Linked DNA regions of Homo sapiens: regions 2 and 3 are each linked to region 1. The links are chromatin contacts, found by Hi-C or POLR2A ChIA-PET in ENCODE. All regions are on one chromosome and are shown on one strand. Each heading gives the region's core, a stretch centred on a gene start or an enhancer-like site at or near the end of the contact. The rest is flanking DNA. Distances are from core to core; before and after follow the strand shown.

Region 1 (3,707 bases), core at 976-3,475:
TCTGAATGCACACACAGAGGTATTTTTTTCCCCTGGACTATTTGAGAGTAAGTTACATACTTCATGCTTCTTTATCCTTAAATACTTGTTTTTCCCAAGAACGTGGACATTCTCTTATAAAACCAGCAGAGCTGTCTACTTCAGGAAATTTAAGTGATATGCTTTTTTTTGAGACAGAGTCTCGCTCTGTCACCCAGGCTGGAGTGCAGTGGTGCGATCTCGGCTCACTGCAACCTCTGCCTCCTGGGTTCAAGCCATTCTCCTGCCTCAACTTCCTGAGTGGCTGGGATTACAGGCGCATACCACGTCCAACTAATTTTTTTTTTTTTTTTGGTATTTTTAGTAGAGATGGGGTCTCACCATGTTGGCCAGGCTGGTCTCGAACCCCTGACCTCAGATGATCCACCTGCCTTGGCCTCCCAAAGTGTTGGGATTACAGGTGTGAGCCACTGCGACCGGCCTGATATGAAACTTTTATTTAATCTACTGTCCATAGTCCAGTTTTGTCAATTGACCCAGTAACATCCTTTAAAGCACTTTTCCCCTACTACCAAATCAGACCAGAATTGCCTATTGCATTTAGTTGTCATGTCTCAAGAATTAACATCTGATATGCTGTTATTTACAAAATGAGATGCTCAAAATAGATTAGAAAATTAAATTTATGCTACAAAAATGCAGTTGGTTTAAGTTCTGTCCTATGTGGTGTTCTTCCCTTTTCATAACAAATGCTTATGTTGGGCGGGCGCGGTGGCTCATGCCTGTAATCCCGGCACTTTGGAAGACCGAGGCAGGCCGATCACGAGGTCGGGAGCTCAAGACCAGCCACACCAACATGGAGAAACCTCGTCTCTACTAAAAATACAAAACATTAGCCAGGCGTGGTGGAGTATGTCTATAATCCCAGCTCCTCGGGAGGCTGAGGCAGGAGAATCTTTTGAACCCGGGAAGCGGAGGTTGTCGTGAGCCGAGATCGCGCCATTGCACTCCAGCCTGGGAACAAGAGCGAAACTCCGTCTCAAAAAAAAAAAAAAAAAAAAAAGTTACGTTATAATGCTATTACTACAGTTCTAAAGAATTTATCACATTTATCACTTTCTTTAAATATCAAAGAAGTATTTATTCCAGAATGGGAAGAACTCGTTAAAAATGGAGGCAAAGAACACCAGTTCCAGCCAAATTGCAGGGCTGTATTTTGTGCATTTTCGACACTATCTCAGAACTTAGGAAGGATACACTAGAAAGTGGTCGCTGCACCTGTTGGTCCCTTACTTTTCGGGTTGGTGGGAGAATTGAAGAGAGGAAGTGGGAATTTTCACTTTTTACTCTATGAATTGCTTTGCTGTTTAGATTTTTTTTTGACAACGAGGACACATTTCTTATTTAAGAACAAAATAAAAAAAGAAAACGGGGCTGGACCCTCGATGTGCTCAGTTAATCTGAACATCCAAGTTCCCCTGAACATCCAAGTTCACGTATGTACTTTGGTTTCGTCGCCTGAAGAGAGCTGATGGTGACACCTTCCCCTAATTTATGCAGGGAAACGTCAGAAAGGTTAAGTAGTCGCCAGACTATTTCAGGGAGAAACAGCCAAGAGAAAGGCTTCTCACAGATCAGAAAAACCTCTCACGTGAACTGGCGGGCAGTTCTAAGACTGACTGTCTGCCTTGTAACCCAGAAATTCAAGCAGAAGCTTTTTGGCTTTAGCGCCTTCCTTCTGCAGCAGGCACCCGAAGAGCCCGGGGAGCCCGGAGGCAGCCTGCGCGCAGGGAGGCAGGCAGGGGGAGAGGGCGCGCCGACCCCGGGACGTCCCGGGCTGTCAGCGGAGACCGGAGGGAGGCCGGAGAAAGTGCATCCTGAGCGACCCGGCCGGTCGCTGCCTTCCGGATCGGTCCCTTACCGAGCGCTGGGTACGTCCACCGGCCCAAGGCCGCCGCCGCCGCCGGGGCCGGCCAGCACGTCCCCGCCGTATTTCTCCTCCATCCCGGGGCTCACGAGCCGCCGCCGCTGCCCCTGTCGCGGGGTCTCCTCATGTCTCGCCGCTGCCGCGGAACAGCGGGTGCAGGCGCGTCACTCCCCCATGGCAGAGACCCCGTCGGGCTCCTGCAGGCCGGGCCGCCACTGCCGCCGTCGCCGGCTCCGGCTCACTAGCACACACGCGTCGGGACTAGGCCGCGATCAGTTCCGGCGGCGCCAGGTTCCCGGGAAGCAGCGGCGGTAGGGACGTTGCCAAGCCACGTCATCAGGCCCAGCAACCCTCACTCCCGGGGGAGTGCCCAGCCTTGCGTCTGCGCAAGCAGAACACTCGCCTTTCCTCGTCCCTTAGGCTCCTCCCGCCACGTTGTGTCGCATTGAAGCTCCGCCTCCTATCAGCCTCTCCGGGTGGCGCTCCCTGTGCACTTACCTGTCCCTACAGTGCCACCTATGGGCCGTCAGAAGTACAGCGGATTCCTGTAGGGCAGAGGGGGAGGGCGTGGAAAATGTACAGCGTGTGTGATTAAACAAAGCTCACCAATCTTTTCCTCTGCGTTAGGGATTCTTTTTTTTTTTGTTTTGAGATGGAGTTTCGCTCCTGTTGCCCAGGCTGGAGTGCAATGGCGCGATCTCGGCTCACGGCAACTTCCACCTCCCAGGTTCAAGCGATTCTCCTGCCTCAGTCTCCCAAGTAGCTGGGATTACAGGCATGTGCCACCACACCTGGCTAATTTTGTATTTTTAGTAGAGACGGGGTTTCTCCATGTTGGTCAGGCTGGTCTCGAACTCCTGACCTCAGGTGATCCACCCACCTCGGCCTCCCAAAGTGCTGCGATTACAGGAGTGAGCCACCGCACTCGGCCTAGAGATTCTTAATCTAGGTTAACATACCCTCTGCCTCTAAGTTTTTGTGAGTATGGATCATTTTTGTGATGAGAAGGCCCGAAGTCTTAAAAGTTCACGTGCCCTTCCCCCAACCAGAGATAACTATTTTTGAAGCTGTAGAGAATCAATTACAAATAGTGGTACGGCCATTTCTTTTGAACAATGCCTTTGATGGACTTTGGAGAGGAGAAACTAGTATTGACCAAAATTTGCCTCCTCAGCAAACTATCCCAGGGCAATTTTCTAGGAGTGACCACGTGCGAAACTTCATGGCCTTCTCTCCTACTCCTAAGGGAACCTAAAGGCAATTTCCAGATTTCTAAAGAAACATTCTTATCCTGGGCAACATGGCAAAACCCTGTCTCTATCAAAAATACAAAAACAATTAGCCAGGCGTGGCATATGCCTGTGGTCCCAGCCACTCAGGAGGGAGAGGCGGAAGGATCGCTTGAACGTGGGAGGTCAAGGTTGCAATAAGGCATGATCATGCTACTGTGCTCCAGCCTGGGCAACAGAGCAAGACCGTCTCTGGAAAAAAAAAAAAAAAGAAAGAAAAAGAAAGGATTCTTCTTTGCCACAGGGAGCCTGGGGTCATCTATCAAATAAAGTAACGGAGGAAGGTGACTGCTTTTGTGGCTTTTTGTGTGGGGCCTGGAGTACTGGTAACCGTTGTTGCTAGAGGCCCTGGAATCCAACTGTGTGAGGACAGAACATAGGAGAAGGAAGAGGATTTTGTTAAGTGTTGCTGCAAACTGTTTTGTCTCCTTTTTGAAAAGGAAAGCGTTGATTTTCTTTAAATTCTGCCTGTGAAACTGTGTAATCCAGGCACATCTGTAAAAACAGGTCAG
Region 2 (3,605 bases), core at 723-3,222, 640 kb after region 1:
AATGAAAATGTTGGAGCTAAAGAAGATTCAAAAAGAAATCTTATCTGAAATTCTCTTATCTGATTAAGTTAGAGTCTCCAGAAAATACAGCTGCCACTAACCCTCCTCCTAGGAAGTGTCCTACAAATTCAGCTGACATGGAAATAGACTGCCCGTTTCCACTAGCATAAAAAAAAAGTCCAGTAGAACCTTCCATACTTTCCCTAACCACTCTCCCTCCTTCTTGGTTAAGTTTGGTATATAACCTTTTTTCCTCTGGCTAATGGGTGAGTTACTTATTACTGAGTATTCCTGCCTGTAAGTATAAATAAATCATGTCTTTTCTCCTCTTTTTTTGGAGGGGGGAGGGTGGGGGGTGGAGTTTCACTCTTGTCGCCCAGGCTGGAGTACAATGGTGCGATCTTGGCTCACTGCAACCTCTGCCTCCCGGGTTTAGGTTATTCTCCTGACTCAGCCTCCCAAGAAGCTGGGATTACAAGCATGCACCACCACTCCCGGCTAATTTTTTTTTTATTTTTTGTAGAGATGGGGTTTCACCATGTTGGCCAGGCTGGTCTTGAACTCCTGACCTCAGGTGATCCACCTGCCTAAGCCTCCCTGGGATTACAGGTGTGAGCCACCATGCCCAGCCATCTTTTCTCCTCTTAATCTGTCCATCATCACTTAATTTGTGAACCCCCTACCACTGGATTCAAGTTGCAAGAAGAAAAATTTACCCCCCAATAGTTTCCTCTCTGCTTACTGTCAGCAGCATTCTCTGTCGTGACTACAAAATTATCTATTCCTGTATGTGTGTGTGCACACACGCATGTGTGTATTTACAGAGACCTGGCAGCCCAGTGGGTTGTGACTGAATGCCTTTAGGAATTTCCTTGGGGAATCAAAGCTTATTAAAGTAGAAACACTTCCCAGAAGATCAGAAATCTATCTTCAAACCAAGCTTGTTCCCCTGCTTATTGCATCATCAGACCAGGCGGCTTAAAATAAATAATCTATTCAAAGCGAACCAATTACAAAACTCACCTTTCAACTCTTAGTTTTGGGAAATGGACTGGAAGGACTCCTTCAATGGTAACTTGACCATGCTGTCTCTCTGATGACATCGTCTTGGAATGCTGATAAACTTCTTTTAGTATACACTTTAGGGAGAAGACAGTTGTCTAAATTAATGACAATCCTTGACAGTTGTGAGCTTTTGTGTCTGGTGGACTGGAATCCTTTCCTAACTCAATCACTTTTTAGTTTTGTAATCTTGAGCAATCCTTTAGCCTTTTTGAGGCTGCCTCAGTTGGCAAGGTGGGAGAAATAACACTTAACTTGAAAGATTTGGGGGGAGCATAGGATGAGATCAATGTATGCACTGGTTCTTTTCTTTCCGTCTTCTCTTTAAAGTTCTTATGAAATTATTTTGGCCACAAAATTATTAATAATACTTTATAGGCAGCAAATGACACAGCTGTTCCCCCATTATAACACACACCATCCTCCAGTTACTTGATATTCTTCACCTATTTTCCTGCTTCCCTTATTCTGGAAAAAAGATCGTACACACTTTATGTGGACAGAAAACAGTTTCTCCTATGAAAACCAAATAAAAAAGAAAAGCAGAACGTAACGTTTATTTTTGGCCAATTACTAAATTTTAAAAACCTTCCCTCTTTGATTTCATGAAGGTTTTCTAGTGTTCCCTTTAGCTTGTGTCTGATATGGAGTCTGGATCCCTTTCTCTGTCTTTTTCTTGCATGTCTAAATCTCATTATAGCTGGCTCTATCACCATGACCTGAGCCACCCTGAGTCTGGACTGACTGCATCAGGCAGTAAACAGGCCAAGATCTTTCTGGTCAGAGCTTGGCAGCACGAATTTAGGAAGATGCCAACATTGTTGCCAAATGGATGGCTCATATTTTCCATCTTTGTCTTTGTGGATGCCAGTCATGTGTTCCCTGTGGTGCCCAAATTGTGCAACAGACACTGGAGGCTCTGCGCCAGCACAAGGGCCTCGGATGGGGTTAGGCCTTCCTGATGGGCATAGGCCTGGATTGAGCCAGTGGATATATGTTCAGCCTGAATAATCAGCTATGGTGGGCTAGACAAAGGCTTGGCTGGGTATATGAAATCAGAAGCGAAGGCTGAGAGCGGCCCTAGGAAAGGAAAGATGGGATGGGTCAGAAGGGGGAACTTGGGTTGGCACTGATTGTTGAGGTGGGTATGGCCACCAGGCTGGGCTCAGAAGGATAGAAGTTGAGGAGTCAGGTAAGGCCACAGCTTGGATATAGCTAAAGACAATAACTAAGATCATTCCAGATGCTTCTCAAGGGAGATGTGGTGCTGATGGAGGCTTCCATTCACTGAAGCATGGCTTAGAGTTTCTCCCAGCAGCTCCGCTATGGGGAAATCAATCTACCTGTTTTCTCTAAGACCTGGTGTGCAGTGGGCCAGGGCAAGGAAAGGGGGATACTGGTTCCATTGGAACAAAAGCTGAGTATTCTTTGGGTCAGGGCCACTGAGTCTGGGTAAGCAGTGCTGTCTCCTGAGCTGGACTCTGAGGGAATCTAGATTTCTATTCATTCTTAGGGCTTGGAGAAAGGTCCCTGCCATGCGATATCTAATCAGAATGTGGATATGAGAAAATTAGTGATTTAGGAAAAGTGTTCTTCAATTTACATCTGTATCCATGTGAGAAGGAAAGAGGAAGAGGAAGAGGAAGAAGAAAAAGTAGAAGAAGGAGAAGGAGGAGGAGGAGGAAGAATCACTGTCCTAGAGTATATCAACAATTGTGAAACCCCTAAATCAATTTATTAGCCCCAGATCTGGAGCTTCTCTTGACCTGTAGTTGGTCCCTCCACCTGGTTTGTGGCTTATAGAACCCTAGGGATGGCATATAGTGGTCAGGGGGAGGAGAGCAGGTGAATGATGGGGAGGCACTACCATGAGATCTTCAGCCCCCTGTTGAAGGGGTACATATCTCTCAGGACGCCCCAACATCTTCCAGAACTCTTTCCAGAACTTATTCTGAAACTCTTCTGAGTCCTCTAAGCATCCCTAGGAAGGACGTTTCTGGTCTAGATAGCAGGTGAGATCCTTCCTTTGCTTTAGAGAAATGAGGTCAGGAAGCTTCTATGACCTCTTTGGTAGTAATGTCCACACAGAGAGTAAAACGAGGTTGTTGGATTGCAGGAGGCAGGGCTTGGATGTCCTGGAAGAGTGCCACATCTTTCCTTAGAGCTGCTTTTTGTTCTGATACTGAGGTGGCCATCACTGGCCCCAGACCCTGTGGCTCAGCCACGTCCCAACAAAGTGTCATTCTAGAGGGAGAGACGGCCTTCCTGAATGACTACATTCTAGTTCCTGAAGCCTGCCCTTGACTTTTTCTTGATTAACTTCCCTGAGACTTTAGGAACATTATATGCACTAAGTACATAAATTAAAAGTCTGCATGTAATAGTCTCTTAATAGGCAAATAAGTCTTAGTCCCAAAATGGAAAAATATTGCCCTACAGTACGTCTGAAAAAAACACACAAGCAAACCTGAGCCTAAACCAAACAAATAAACACCCTTGGCGTCTTCAAACTTTGCTATAAACAAACAAGAGACCTTGCAATT
Region 3 (3,740 bases), core at 1,015-3,514, 760 kb after region 1:
CTCTGTGGCCCTGGGAAAGTTTCTTAAACCTCTCTGTGCCTTGGTTTTTTTCATCTCTAAAATGGGGATAATAATAGTATCTACATTAATATAGAAGCCATTGTTTCAGAACTTTTCCTTATGGTGAGGTGAAATCTGTCCTCCTGTAAATTTCATCCTTTGGACAGAAATGGCCAACAGCTTCAGGTCACAGCAGCTCAGCTGGTTGAGATGAGGAAATGAGTTACCATTTACTGGGGTTTCCTGAATCACTTGGTAAGTCATTTCCTCTGGGCCTGGCTTTGGCTTAGTACTAAGACCATCGGAAACAAGAAATTCTTCTCTTAGAGCTTTAGTGCAAAGAACAGTGATGGGGCAAATAGATTATTTTAATAACACCTCTACATGAATGGCAGTTAACTGTTATAAAAATACTAATAAATATGCTATTGAATGCAATAATTTTCACCTTTTCAATTCTTTTCTTTTTAGATGCAGCATTATAAATATCATCAGAATATAAAATCTAACCTCCTGACAACCTGAGTTTATTACGGTAAATGTTCTATTGATAACATCTGCTTCCCTTTGATACAGAGCCTAACACTATGTTTAGATTTAATTTGCAAGTATAGAAAGTAAGTTTCAAGGAAGTGATGAAAATCAGAGACTGAGAGGCCACAATGGGTATTTGTTCAGGTCACTGAGTGGCAGATGATGTGCGTGAGAAGGAATACAGGGAAAATATATGAAATTGAAATTTTAGGCTCCTATGAGCCCTTCCCATACTTACCCAACCCTCACTTTGTCAAGCCTCTTTACTGCAAGTATGGTCCATGGGCCAGCAGTGTCAACAACACCGTGGAGCTCAATTACCATTCTATAATTTATACTTTTAATATTTATCCGTAGCAAGAAATAGGGCTCTAGCACATTTGTTTTCTCATTTTTATTATGGTGTAAGATACATAAAGTTTATCATTTTAATCATTTTAAGTGTACATTTCAGCGGCATTATAGGCATTCACATTATGTAATCATCACCACTATCTACTTTGAGAACTTTCACTTCCCCTAAACAGAAACCCTGTATCCACTAAAAAGTAACTCCCTATTACTCCATTTCTCTAGCCCCTGGTAACCTCTATTTTACTTTCCGTCTTAGCTTATTCGTTCTTAATTGCTATACTGCATGTCTTCAATAAATACTACACATATTATCTATTCCTCTATTGGGCTAAGATACTATATTTGTTTTCCATTACTGCCAGAACAAATTATCACAACCTTAGTGGCTTAAACAGCACACATTTATTATGTTGCAGCTCTGTAGTTCCAAAGTCCAATATAGGTCTCACTAGGCTAAAATCAAGGTATTGGCAGGGCTACATTTCTTTCTGGAGGTGCTAGGAAAAAATCCTTTTTATTTTGTCTTTTCCAACTTCTAGAGATTGTTCTCATTCCTCGTCCTATGCTCCCCTTCCTCCATCTTCAAAGGCAACAGCATGACAGCTCCCTGACTCTACTTCCATCATCAGATCTTTTTCTCTGACCCTCCCCTTTTGCTTTCCTTGTTCACTTTTAAGTTGGACAATTGTGGTTACATTGGGCTGACTCAGATGATCTTCCTCTTTTAAGGTCAGCTGATTTGGTAAGCTTCATTCCCCCAGCAGCTGTATCTCCTCTTTGTCATGTAACATAACACATTCACAGGTTCTGGGGATAAGAATATGAACTTCTTTGGGGAAGCCATTATTTTGCCTGTCACAGTTACTAAAACAATATTGCAGTTGATATCCATATATATACATCTTTCTATTGGTGCTCTCATGTGAGAGCTCTCTGGGCAATACATCTACAGTAGAATTTTATTTTCCTCCTTTACTCTTTGAGGTCTTTTTGGAGTCAGATTTGTCTTTATTTTGGATACAACGCTTGCTGAGACTGACCCTAAGGGAGCCCAGCTTTGTTCAGGTTGCATATGGAGGAGTTGGCCTCTGCCTGCAAGGCCTGGCCCTTGTATGTACTCCCTCACAAGTTCATAGTTTGAAAGCTTTAAGATCTATAGTGATAACTAAGAGAAAGGCGAGAAAGTACTGCAAAAGTCCAGGGAGGAGTTAGAAGCAATGATGTCTAGGCTACATGCCAAAAGAAGAGCTGTCTCTGGGATAAGGGAAATTAGAACCATCACTAGAGGGAGGAGAGTTGGCTGGAGGGCAAGGAGGTGGCCCTGACAGCTGGCTCAAAATAAGCCTGGAGGTGTTCAAGCCCAGGATATGTGTCACATGTGTGTGTGTGTGTGTGTGTATGTGTGTGTATAAGTCATGTACAATAGACCAGGTGCAGCCAGAATGCTTTCCCTTTGGAACTGATGTTATAACAAAGATGCTGCTTTTGATGAAAATATTTCTGGAATTATATTAAAACCAAAAGCACATTCTTTTGACTATCATCAGAGCAGAGAAATCACCTTTTGAGAAAAGTTTTATTTTGAAGATAACCAAAGGTAATTACAAGTCAAGTCTCATAAAAGAAGCTACCAACTGAATCACAACATTTCTGGTCAAAAAAGGAAGAAAACTGATTTTCTTACATGACTGTAGAGCAAAGTGTCCACCCATCCTTGCCACCCAGTCTGGGTTTTTTATGATTATCTCAATGTAATTTATTATAACACCCACTGTTTTTCTCAAAATGCCCCAATGTGCTTGATACATTATTATACACTATCCTGATGGCAATTTTGAAAAAGAGGTAACAAATATATAAGCAATGATAAGATTTTGGGATTAGTGCTCAAGTTGATAATGTGACTGCTTTTAAGAACACATTGATATAAATGTACAAGTTCTGGTATGTTTGCTTTCAAAAATACGCAAATAAACCACCCTCTATACTTTCCTTGGCTTTACTATAAATTCATGAACACACAGCAGGCAATAGAGTTGTGATATGACCATGACTGGCAGCAAACCACTCTCCTTCCCTTTTACACACTGTCAGAATGAGTTTTTATGAATTTCCTCCTGCATATTGTCCTTGATATTATTTACTGTAACTAGGATTTATCTCAATAATAATGCGAGGAGAAAATGAAGGAGCTTGTGTAGTATAACATATTCTGGGTCCTATAGTCCCACAGGAATGGCCTTGACTAGGGGCATGGTTTTCTTCTGGGGGCCAGTATAAAATCAGAAGTTGTGGGTTGAACCATGACACTGTAATGAGAAAGTTGTGAGGAGAAAGCGTGAGAACTATTGCTGTAATGTGGGCAGATTATTCTTGCGCAATGCCAAGCACTTAATTCCATGCACACGCTATCTTCCTTCTCATATTGAGGAAAGATATACTGGCATCATTTATAAATATGATCTCAGTCATTATCATAATACACTTTCCCAAAAGCCAGAGAGGGCAAAAATACTTCGTGGGGACTTGTCAATATTGATATAACATCATAAAATTGTATTAGAAACATGAAGACATAATAATGACACTTCGGACTATTTTAAGCTAAAGAATGTAAATAGACAATGTTTCAAATAGAAACCCTTCTGATATCAAAAATAATAACTTTGCAATAGGCTGTATATCTGAGGGTTCTGTCAACAAAGAATATCAGAATAGAATCACAAACCATAGTGATAAAACACAGAATCAAAATTAAACAGTTTCAACTGTTTTTATTGAACTCTTTCCTCCCAAGGAGGTCAACATAATAAAGATGTTTGATTATCTTCCCAAGCTGGGCTCTATTTGAG

The links. A loop is a pair of places that touch in the nucleus more often than their neighbours do. ChIA-PET counts read pairs that join two places held with the same protein, here RNA polymerase II (POLR2A). Pooled maps may share reads with other maps.
Region 2: a pooled map shows a loop between it and region 1 (2.1-fold over the local background). The contact joins the enhancer-like site here to the promoter of SLC30A5 in region 1. A Hi-C loop is called at or near these places in 8 of 50 pooled maps. POLR2A ChIA-PET finds 5 or more read pairs at or near these places in 2 of 52 experiments (CD8-positive, alpha-beta memory T cell and naive thymus-derived CD4-positive, alpha-beta T cell).
Region 3: a pooled map shows a loop between it and region 1 (3-fold over the local background). The contact joins the enhancer-like site here to the promoter of SLC30A5 in region 1. A Hi-C loop is called at or near these places in 4 of 50 pooled maps.

What each region holds. Positions count from the first base shown.
Region 1 is chr5:69,092,532-69,096,238 of GRCh38, reverse strand. SLC30A5 (solute carrier family 30 member 5) reads right to left here and starts at 2,225. Exons shown (of 16, transcript NM_022902.5): 1 at 1,901-2,225. The coding sequence starts at 1,983. RefSeq lists silencers at 1,443-1,737, 1,783-2,072, 2,403-2,512 and an enhancer at 2,203-2,302.
Region 2 is chr5:68,447,883-68,451,487 of GRCh38, reverse strand. All of the region lies in intron 3 of LOC105379013 (a long non-coding RNA gene), which reads left to right. Among named protein-coding and RNA genes, the nearest start is that of PIK3R1, 230 kb to the right of the region's middle. Within about 2 kb of position 1,972, at least 7 of the 41 ENCODE cell types and tissues checked have a DNase peak (open chromatin) inside an H3K27ac peak, as active enhancers do.
Region 3 is chr5:68,329,260-68,332,999 of GRCh38, reverse strand. No RefSeq gene overlaps it. Among named protein-coding and RNA genes, the nearest start is that of PIK3R1, 120 kb to the right of the region's middle. Within about 2 kb of position 2,264, at least 2 of the 41 ENCODE cell types and tissues checked have a DNase peak (open chromatin) inside an H3K27ac peak, as active enhancers do.